2 separate regions of the Homo sapiens genome follow, and region 1 is linked to region 2. Evidence: chromatin contacts called from ENCODE Hi-C or POLR2A ChIA-PET data. All regions are on one chromosome and are shown on one strand. The core of a region is the stretch at or near the end of the contact, and the rest is flanking DNA. Distances in the headings are between cores, read along the strand shown. Region 1 holds the start of ANKRD2 (ankyrin repeat domain 2). Region 2 has its middle 6.4 kb from the start of RRP12.

What was found. Hi-C counts contacts between places; a loop is a spot of excess contacts on that map. ChIA-PET counts read pairs that join two places held with the same protein, here RNA polymerase II (POLR2A). Pooled maps may share reads with other maps.
Region 1: a loop to region 2 is called in a pooled map, with 5 times the contacts of the local background. The contact joins the promoter of ANKRD2 here to the enhancer-like site in region 2. A Hi-C loop is called at or near these places in 3 of 50 pooled maps. POLR2A ChIA-PET finds 5 or more read pairs at or near these places in 3 of 52 experiments (MCF 10A, activated CD8-positive, alpha-beta memory T cell and naive thymus-derived CD4-positive, alpha-beta T cell).

The regions. Positions count from the first base shown.
Region 1 is chr10:97,570,535-97,574,874 of GRCh38, reverse strand. It overlaps ANKRD2 (ankyrin repeat domain 2), which reads right to left and starts at 2,096. Exons shown (of 9, transcript NM_001346793.2): 1 at 2,000-2,096. The coding sequence starts at 2,086. It overlaps UBTD1 (ubiquitin domain containing 1), which reads right to left. Exons shown (of 3, transcript NM_024954.5): 3 at 3,669-4,340. RefSeq lists a silencer at 1-143.
Region 2 is chr10:97,405,520-97,409,969 of GRCh38, reverse strand. No RefSeq gene overlaps it. Among named protein-coding and RNA genes, the nearest start is that of RRP12, 6.4 kb to the right of the region's middle. Within about 2 kb of position 2,614, at least 17 of the 41 ENCODE cell types and tissues checked have a DNase peak (open chromatin) inside an H3K27ac peak, as active enhancers do.

The DNA.
Region 1 (4,340 bases), core at 847-3,346, 170 kb before region 2:
CAGCATGACTCACCTGCCTGGCACCAGCCAACCATAGGCACATGCCCTTGGGGGAGGGAGAAGTGGGATTCCTAGAGATCCAGGGATGCTTGCCCCAGCCAGGGCTCATTCCAAGCTCTTTCCTGACCTCATCCCTTCTTCCCTTGGGGTCTTGACCCTTCCTTCCTCCTCACCCCTCATTCAGTCACACTCCTTTTTTTGAATGGCATCTACCTCCAACCTGATTTATCTCCTCCCCTCCATTCCTGCTAGGGCCAGCCTTTTCCAACAAGTCCTTCTCAGGGCCATCAGAGCTGCTTTCCTAAAATAGGTCAGATGACACCAATCTCCCTCACTCAATAACATTTAGTGGCTCCTCACTGCCCACAGAATAAATATCTTTTACATGGCCCTCTCTGGCTTGTGTCTTTCCAGCCTTAGCCCCTACTACCAGACTTTATCAAGACAGCCACGCTTTCACTCATGGAAACTTCAGCTCCTGCATTTCCTGAGGCTGGAATACCCTCCACCATCCTGGACTCCACTGAGTCCCCTTGAAGGCCCAGCTCAGGTATCCTCCTGTCCACAGAGGAGTCCCCTTTTTTTTTTTTTTGAGACGGAGTCTCCCTCTGTCACCCAGGCTGAAGTGCAGTGGTGCGATCTCGGCTTACTGCAACCTCCGCCTCCCAGGTTCAAGCAATTCTCCTGCCTCAGCCTCCTGAGTAGCTGGGATTACAGGTGCCTGACACCATTCCTGGCTAATTGTATTTTTAGTAGAGACAGGATTTCACCATGTTGGCCAGGTGAGTCTCGAACTCTTGACTTCAAGTGATCTGCCCACCTCGGATCTCAGATCTCAAAATGCTGGGATTACAGGCTTGAGCCACTGCACCTGGCCCTGTCCACAGAGGAGTCCTTGAAGGCCCTCAGAACAATTCATGAGCCCCTTGTGTTCCTCCACTTCTGATTCACACCTCTATTTAGTCATTTCTTCCCTTTGCCTTGTTTCTTAGTTGACTATGAAACCAACAAATGGGCTAAAATGAATCCTGGGTTGGTAAAAAGAAGGCAGGGTCTGACCCTTATTGGTCCACCCATTTCTACAGCTCTGGGCTCTTGGCAGAGCCAACACTAGATGAAGTATTAGTTTAAATAAAGTGAAGAGTAGGGGCCGGGCATGGTGGCTCATACCTGTAATCCCAGTACTTTGGGAGGCCAAGGTGGGTGGATCATCTGAGGCCAGGAGTTTGAGACCAGCCTGACCAACAGAGTGAAACCCCATCTCTACTAAAAATACAAAAATTAGCCAGGCATGGTGGTGCATGCCTGTAATCCCAGCTACTCGGGAGGCTGAGGCAGGAGAATCGCTTGAACCCAGGAGGCGGAGGTTGCAGTGAGTCAAGATCATGCATTGCACTCCAGCCTGGGCAACAGAGGGAGACCCCGTCTCAAAAAAAAAAATGCAGAATAGGACAAGCCAGCACCCCCTGCCACCGCTCCACTTCCTTATCCCAGAGAAAATGCAATTGCCCAGAACACCACACGCCAAAGGACTCCCCAAGGGTGGCCAGCAGGCTGGCAAAATCCATGCTTCATTTCCCAGCATCCCTTCCTCACTCTCTTCTTCACTGGCCAAATACTGGAGTTTCCCCTGCCCCAGCCTCCCACTCAGTCACTGGGGCATCACAGGGCCACACATTCCTGAAAGTCCCAGGCAGCACCCAGCTGTCTGCTTTGTACAGCCCACTGTCTCTCAAGGCCCAGGAGGGTGAGCAGTCTTAGGAAGCCCAGCCCAGCTCCCCATCTCACTGACTTAATTTTGAAGGCTGAAGCCTCAGTCTTCTGCTGCCAGCAATACCCCCTGCCAGTAATACCCTGGGACAGGAATGAGGCCCAACTGGGCCCCTGGGGACATCTGCCCCCCTCCCCACCACAGGTGTAGCAGACAGGATCTCCCTCCCCTTGACAGCAGAACTGGATCTCCTCAGACCCCCTTGGGCACCTCCACCCCTGCTCGCACCTCATTCTCCTCCTCCTGTGCCAGCCGCTGCTCGATGAGCGCTGTGGCCCTCTGCACCGCCTCGGAGTCCTCCATGGTGCCGTCCATAACCGCCTCTGCAGGCCACAGGGCCTCGGGGGCTTTATAGGCCAGAGCACCCACCCCTGCCCAGCTGGGCGCCTTTGCCATGAGCTCACTGGCCCAATTCTCCACCTGCCTCCCCCACCTGTCACCTTCACCTCGGGCAGCCCCAGGGAGCAGGGGGAGCCAGGGCCAGGGAGCAGAGCCAGTTGCCCCCCCAACTCCTGGCCTATTAGAGCCGGAGGGCACTGTGTCCCAAGAGCAGGGGTGCAGGAAGGAGCCCGTCCAGCCTCTGTCCTGAGCACTTGGGACTGGTTGGGCCTTAGCCAAGGCAACTGAGTTGCAAAAGGGAACTGCTGGCTGCATGCTCCAGCCCAGATGACAGTGCCACCTGCTGGATGCCTGGAAACCCTGCTCAGCCAGCTCCAGGAAGAGGGCCTGAAAACCAAACGGGGGACCCAGGACAGTTCTGTACTCCCAGGCTGTCCTGCAGACAGGCCCTGCTGGCTGTGAGGAGGGTCACACTCTACTTGTCCAGGCCAGGGCCGTGGTAGCAGGAAGGGCAGCTGTCTCCCTCTCTGATCACAGCTCACGCTGGCCTTCGGCTCTCCGGGGTCCCACATGCTTCCCCGTTAAGCATCACTGCATTTGGCTGGGTGACTTTTAGTCATGAACAAACCTTATCCAATCTGTCTCCTCTCTTGGTAAGTGCTCAGGGGACCTCTGCAGGGCTTACAGAGTCTTGCTTCAAGAAAGGGGTCTCCGGAAAGCACTAAGCCCAGCTAGCGAGGAACAGCAGCTACTCTGGATCCTTCTACCCTCCCAGGGTTTCCCTGTCAGGCCCAGACAGTGCCAGACTTCCCTGGCCAGGAGGCTGCCCATGCTCACTAAGAAGGAAAAATACTCCCAAGTGGAGCAAAAGCAGATCTGTACTTGCTCAGTTCCACACCTGGAACTCGCATGCTGGAGCTCTGAGTCACTGTGACCCAGGTTAATCTGCTAGGGAACTGCAGACACCCAGCCCTGTGCTTCTGTAAGGCTCACCTGGCTGGTGGCTGCCCTTAGCTAAACAGCCTTATATAAGATTCCCTTCTCTTCAGATATGCATGCATTCCCCTAGGAAGCATGAGGAACCGGTTCCTTTTCCTTTCTGGTTCCCTTGCTGGGAAGCTGACACAAACCTCTGACACACGATCTAAATCTGTCAGAGATTTTGCTTTAACATCACGATGGCTACAGCGTCTCCAGGGCCGGAAGTTAGCCCCTCTTGCTGCAGGAGCAGACCACCTTCCTGAGGTGCTGTCTTCGCCTTGCAAGCACTTTCACATCTGTCTTCCTGCTTAATCCTCCCAGCAACTGATGGAGGAGGCAGGGCAGGCAGCATGGCTCTGCTTTAAAGAAAAGCAAAGAGTGGCTTTTCCTGAGGACTCATGAGGACACCAGGGGAGCTGGGATCAGGGCCCAGAAGACTGGCAGTTCCAGGCTCACTCTGCTGGAGATTGCATGCCCAGAGCAGCTGGGGAGGCCAGGCATCCACCTGTTCCCATACCAGAACAGCTCCAGGGGCCCCACAGAGCTGCAGGAGAATTCAGTCAAATGCCAGGCAAGCGAGAAGGAGCAAAAGGCTTTATTGATAAATATGCAGATATGTCTGTCCACAGGGACCTGCTGTGGAGGCCATGACCAGGCTGCAGACCTCCCACTGCCTGGGTTACAGCCAGGACATGGCCCTGTGCAGACCCTGCCACGACAGCCCAGCTGTCCACCACCCGCCTCATCTCTGCCAATTGTGCTGGGGGCAGGGAGAGGCAGAGGCCCGCCTCAGGCTTCCCAAGCCCTGGGGCTCACGGGTGGTTCCCTCCCTTCCAAGGGAGTGGCACTGTGCCCAGGGGAGAGCCAGGGGATGGGGGCAGAGGAGGGAGACAGCAGCTGCTTCAGACCCTGAGCAGAAAACCAGAGTGAGCACAGCTGGCAGCACCAGATGACAGATCTGGGCTCCAGGGGCCTCCTGGTTGGCCCTTGTGGCTCGAACCTGCTTCGGGAGACAGGCAGGGTGAGGGCCCTGTTCGCCTTTTCTCTGACAAGGTTGCAAGGCCCGTGTGTGGCTGCCTGCTCCCTGGGTACCGGGAACTGGTGGCGCGTAGTGCCCTGAAAGGCAGGGTCCCTTCACGGCTCACCCACCAGCCACACCGAGGGGAGGGCCCCTGAAGAAAATGACAGCACTGGAAGGCAGCAGCAGGGTGGGGGCCTAGTGCTCCAGGCGGGGCCTCTTCCCAGGGGT
Region 2 (4,450 bases), core at 1,365-3,864:
CCCTTCTGCAGCTAAATTTGGCCAAATTACTAAATTCTAGTCAATCAAGTGGAACTGACTTAGCTGGAAGGTGCACCTTTTGGCTCTTCCTCCTTTCCTTCCTACACTAGGCCTCCACCTGGATCATGAGTGTGACAGCTGGAGCTCCTGCAGCCCATCTGTGGAGCACAAGGTGACAGTGAAAATGGAAGTCATACGTTATGGAGGTTGAAGCAGAAAAAGAGAGGGATCCCAGGATCCTGAAGATTCTGTGGAACTGCCATAGCAGCCTGGACTGCCCATTACCTCCTGATTTCCATTTCTTGAATGTGAGAGAATTAACCCTTGCCTGTTTAAGCCACTGTAGCAGTCTCTTATAGCAACTGAACACAATTCCTTACTGATATAGAGGCCCTGAGAAGAATGAAGAATTTGAAGTGGTAAATGGGGAACGGTTTAATTTTGGGGTAAGTGGAGAGAGAACAGTCCTCCCCATTGAGCAGAGTCCCCTGCCATGCCCAGATTCCAGTCTTCCTCAGCCTAGGAGGGGACATGCTTCCTCTCCAGCACACCAGGCTCTTTCCCCAAGAGTTATTCTAGAAAGCAAGCTCTTTTTGGCTTTTGGATTTTTTTTTTTTTTTTTTTTTTTTTTTTGAGACAAGGTCTCACTCTGTCACCCAGGCTGGAGTGCAGTGGCACAATCATGGCTCACTGCGGACTTGACCTCCTGCACCTCAGCCTCCCGAGTAGCTGCGACTGTAGGCGTACATCACCATGCCTGGCTATTTTTGTGTTTTTTGTAGAGTTGGGGTTTCTCCATGATGCACAGGCTGGTCTTGAACTTCTGGGCTCAAGCGATCCTCCCACTTTGGCCTCCCAAAGTGTTGGGATTACAGGCGTGAGCCACCACACCCAGCATCAAATGGAATTGTAATGCCCCAGGAGCTGAGGGACACTTGACCCCTGCAGCAGTGCTGTGCCAGGCACTGGGCTAAGGATTTCACATGCATTATCTCATTTTAGCCTCATAACAGCAGCCCCATTTTCAGATGAGAAGACTGTGGCTCACAGAGCTCAGCCGCCTGCCCCGGCTCACGCAGCTGGGATGTGGCTCCAAACCCAGGCTTCCTAAGTCCAAAGCCTGGGCTTCAACACAGCTCCAGCAGTTAGGAAAACCGTCCGGAGCAGCTGCAACAACAACGGGTTGGTCAAAATGCCCTGACCTTGAGCTCTAGGTTAAACACCCAGACCTCTGCTTCCTCTTTGTTTGAGGCAAGAGGCTAAGCCTCAATTTCCCTTTCTTCCTGCCCAGTGTCATAACAGATTACAACTTGCTGACCTAAAACTGGTTTTACTGCTCCGCATGGCCACAGAACTTTGGGTGTGGCAGCTCTGTTACCTCCACAGGAGCCTTGCAGACAGTTTTAAGAGCAGTGCAGGCCGGCACGATGGCTCACGCCTATAATCTCAGCACTTTGGGAGGCCAAGGCAGGCAGATCACCTGAGGTCGGGAGTTCGAGACCAGCCTGACTAACATGGAGAAACTCTGTCTCTACTAAAAATACAAAATTGGCCGGGCTTGGTGGCACATGCCTGTAATCCCAACTACTCAGGAAGCCTGAGGCAGGAGAATCGCTTGAACCCGGGAGGTGGAGGTTGCAGTGAGCCGAGATTGCACCATCGTACTCCAGCCTGGGCAACAAGAGCGAAACTCCGTCTCAAAACAGAAAAAAACAAAAAAAACAAGGGCAGTGCTATGGGGGGAGGGGGTTCATCCTGGGCTAAGCGTTGGATCTCCTGGCTTCTGCTCACTGTGTGACCTTGGGGGTGTCACTGAACCCCTTAGAACTATGTTTCCCCATCTGTGAAATGAGGACACCTGCTCTGTCCTCCTCACTTAGAGAATTAATGAAAAAGTATTTTGGAACTGAGGAAGAGTTTTTTTAGATGATAATAATAGCTCACATTTATTGCATGCTCACTGTGTACCAGGCAGCGTGCTCAGCACTTAAAATTCATTATCTTATTTAGTTCCCATAAATCAGACAGGTAGGCATTCTTATCATCTCCATTTTACAGATGTGGAAAACTGAGGCTCAGGGAAGAGTAAGGTGAGTTGTTCAAGGTCACAGAGCAAGTGGTGGTACTTGAATTCCAACCCAGAGAGTCTAACTGCAGGACCTATCCTACAGATGTGGTGGTCCTTATTAACCATATGTGGAGGGGCTGATCATGGATACAGCTAGAGCCTCTGGGTGGGAGTTACTGCTGGAATTCAGGGGTGGAGAGGTGAGCCCTGGGGTACCGGGTGGAAGAGATTGTGCTCAGGCCATTTGGATGCCTATCGTCCTCTCTTCTGGTAGAGCACGCCTCCTGGAGGAGGCTCTGAGCAGATGCCTCAGGATGGACGGCCAGCAGGTGACCTAGGGCCCCTCAATGCCCATACCAGGCTGACGATTTAGCCAGGGCTGTATTCAGTTACGACGCAGACTCGGTTTGGAGGCCAGCAGGTTTCTGTAGCCCAGGAAAAGGATGGGACATCTGCCACTACCCTTGGCCTCTGCATCTCCGCATCTGATTTGCAAAATCCCAGTCTACTAGTTGGTATTGCAGGCTCTCTATAGGGTTTTAGCCCTAACAGGTTGTTGGTAGCACTCCCTCTGGTGGCAAAGATGCACCACTGACCCCTCTGTAAAGCACAATACTACACATGTTTTGGAGTTGTCCGTAATTTGACACAGATACACAGTTTCTTTTATTTTTATTTATTTATTTATTTATTTTTGAGACGAAGTCGCACTCTGTTGCCCAGGCTGGGGTACAGTGGCACGATTTTGGCTCACTGCAACCTCTGCCTCCCGGGTTCAAACGATTCTCCTGCCTCAGCCCCCCAAGTAGCTGGGATTACAGGCGTGCACCATAACGCCTGGTTAATTTTTGTATTTTTAGTAGAGACGGGGTTTCGCTATGTTGGCCAGGCTGGTCTCGAACTCCTGACCTCAGGTGATCCACCTGCCTCGGCCTCCCAAAGTACTGGGATTACAGATGTAAGCTACCATGCCCAGCCACAGATACACAGTTTCATACTGAATCCTCACAGCAGCCCAGTGGGTTCAGAATTATTATCACAACTTTCAGCCAGGCACAGTGGTTCACACCTGGAATCCCAGCACTTTGGGAGGCCAAGGTGGGTGGATCACTTGAGGTCAGGAGTTTGAGAACAGCCTGGCCAACATGATGAAACCCCATCTCTACTAAAATTACAAAAAGTCATCTGGGCGTGGTGGCACATGCTTGTAATCCCAGCTACTTGGGAGCCTGAGGCAGGAGAATCGCTTGAACCCAGGCGGTGGAGGTTGCAGTGAGTCAAGATCGCGCCTCCGCACTCCAGCCTGAGCAATAGAGTGAGACTCCATCTCAGAAAAAAAAAAAGTAATTATTATCGTAACTTTAAATAATATGACACATTAGAATGTGTAAAAAAAATGTATAAATAAATAAATAAAGGGAAAAAAAGAACAAGAATCGGAGACTTAGAGAGGTTAAATCCCTTGCTTGGTTTATAGGTAAAGTATGTCCTGTCTTGAACCCACCACTTTACCTGCCTTCTTTCAGCAATTACCCCAAGTCTAGACCTCTGGTTGTGAGCACAGCTCGCTTATAACAGTTTCCACATTCTGCTTCCTTTTCCTCCCCCAGCCACCAGTTCCCTTTTCTCAGCCTTCCCACTGAGGTCTCAGCCTGTGACCCAGGCACAGGGCCCCACTGGAGGATGATAATGTCTTCAGAGACTTGGAAGGGCTGGGGCCTAGAGTCTGAACTGACTTCAGTCTTCTCTGCAGCGACGCTTTCTCACATTAACACACTTTATGCTCTCTCTGCTCTAGGTGAGAGGACCACTTTTTTTTGTTGTTTTTTGAGACAGAGTCTCACTCTGTCACCCAGGCTAGAGTGCAGTGGCTTAATCTCGAGTCACTGCAACCTCCGCCTCCCGGGTTCAAGCGATCCTCCCACCTCAGCCTCCGAGTAGCTGGGACTACAGGTGTCTGCCATCATGCCTGGCTAATTGTCATATTTTTTGTAGAGACGGGGTTTCACCATATTGCTCAGGCTGGTCTCGAACTCCTGGGCTCAAGTTATCTGCCTGCCTCAGCCACCCAGAGTGTTGGCATTACAGGCGTAAGCCACCGCCCCCGGCCCACTTTGTATTTTCAGTAAGCCCATGAAGTGTAATATACATGTAAGCAGGGCATGGTGGCTCACGCCTATAATCCCAGCACTTTGGGAGGCCAAGGCGAGCAGATCACTTGAAGCCAGGAGATCGAGATTTGTCTGGGCAACGATAGCAAGATTCTGTCTCTTTTTTTTTTTTTTGGAGAAGGAGTCTCGTTCTGCTGCCCAGGCTGGAGTGCAGTGGTACGATCTCAGCTCATTGCAACTTCCGCCTCCTGGGTTCACGCCATTCTCCTGC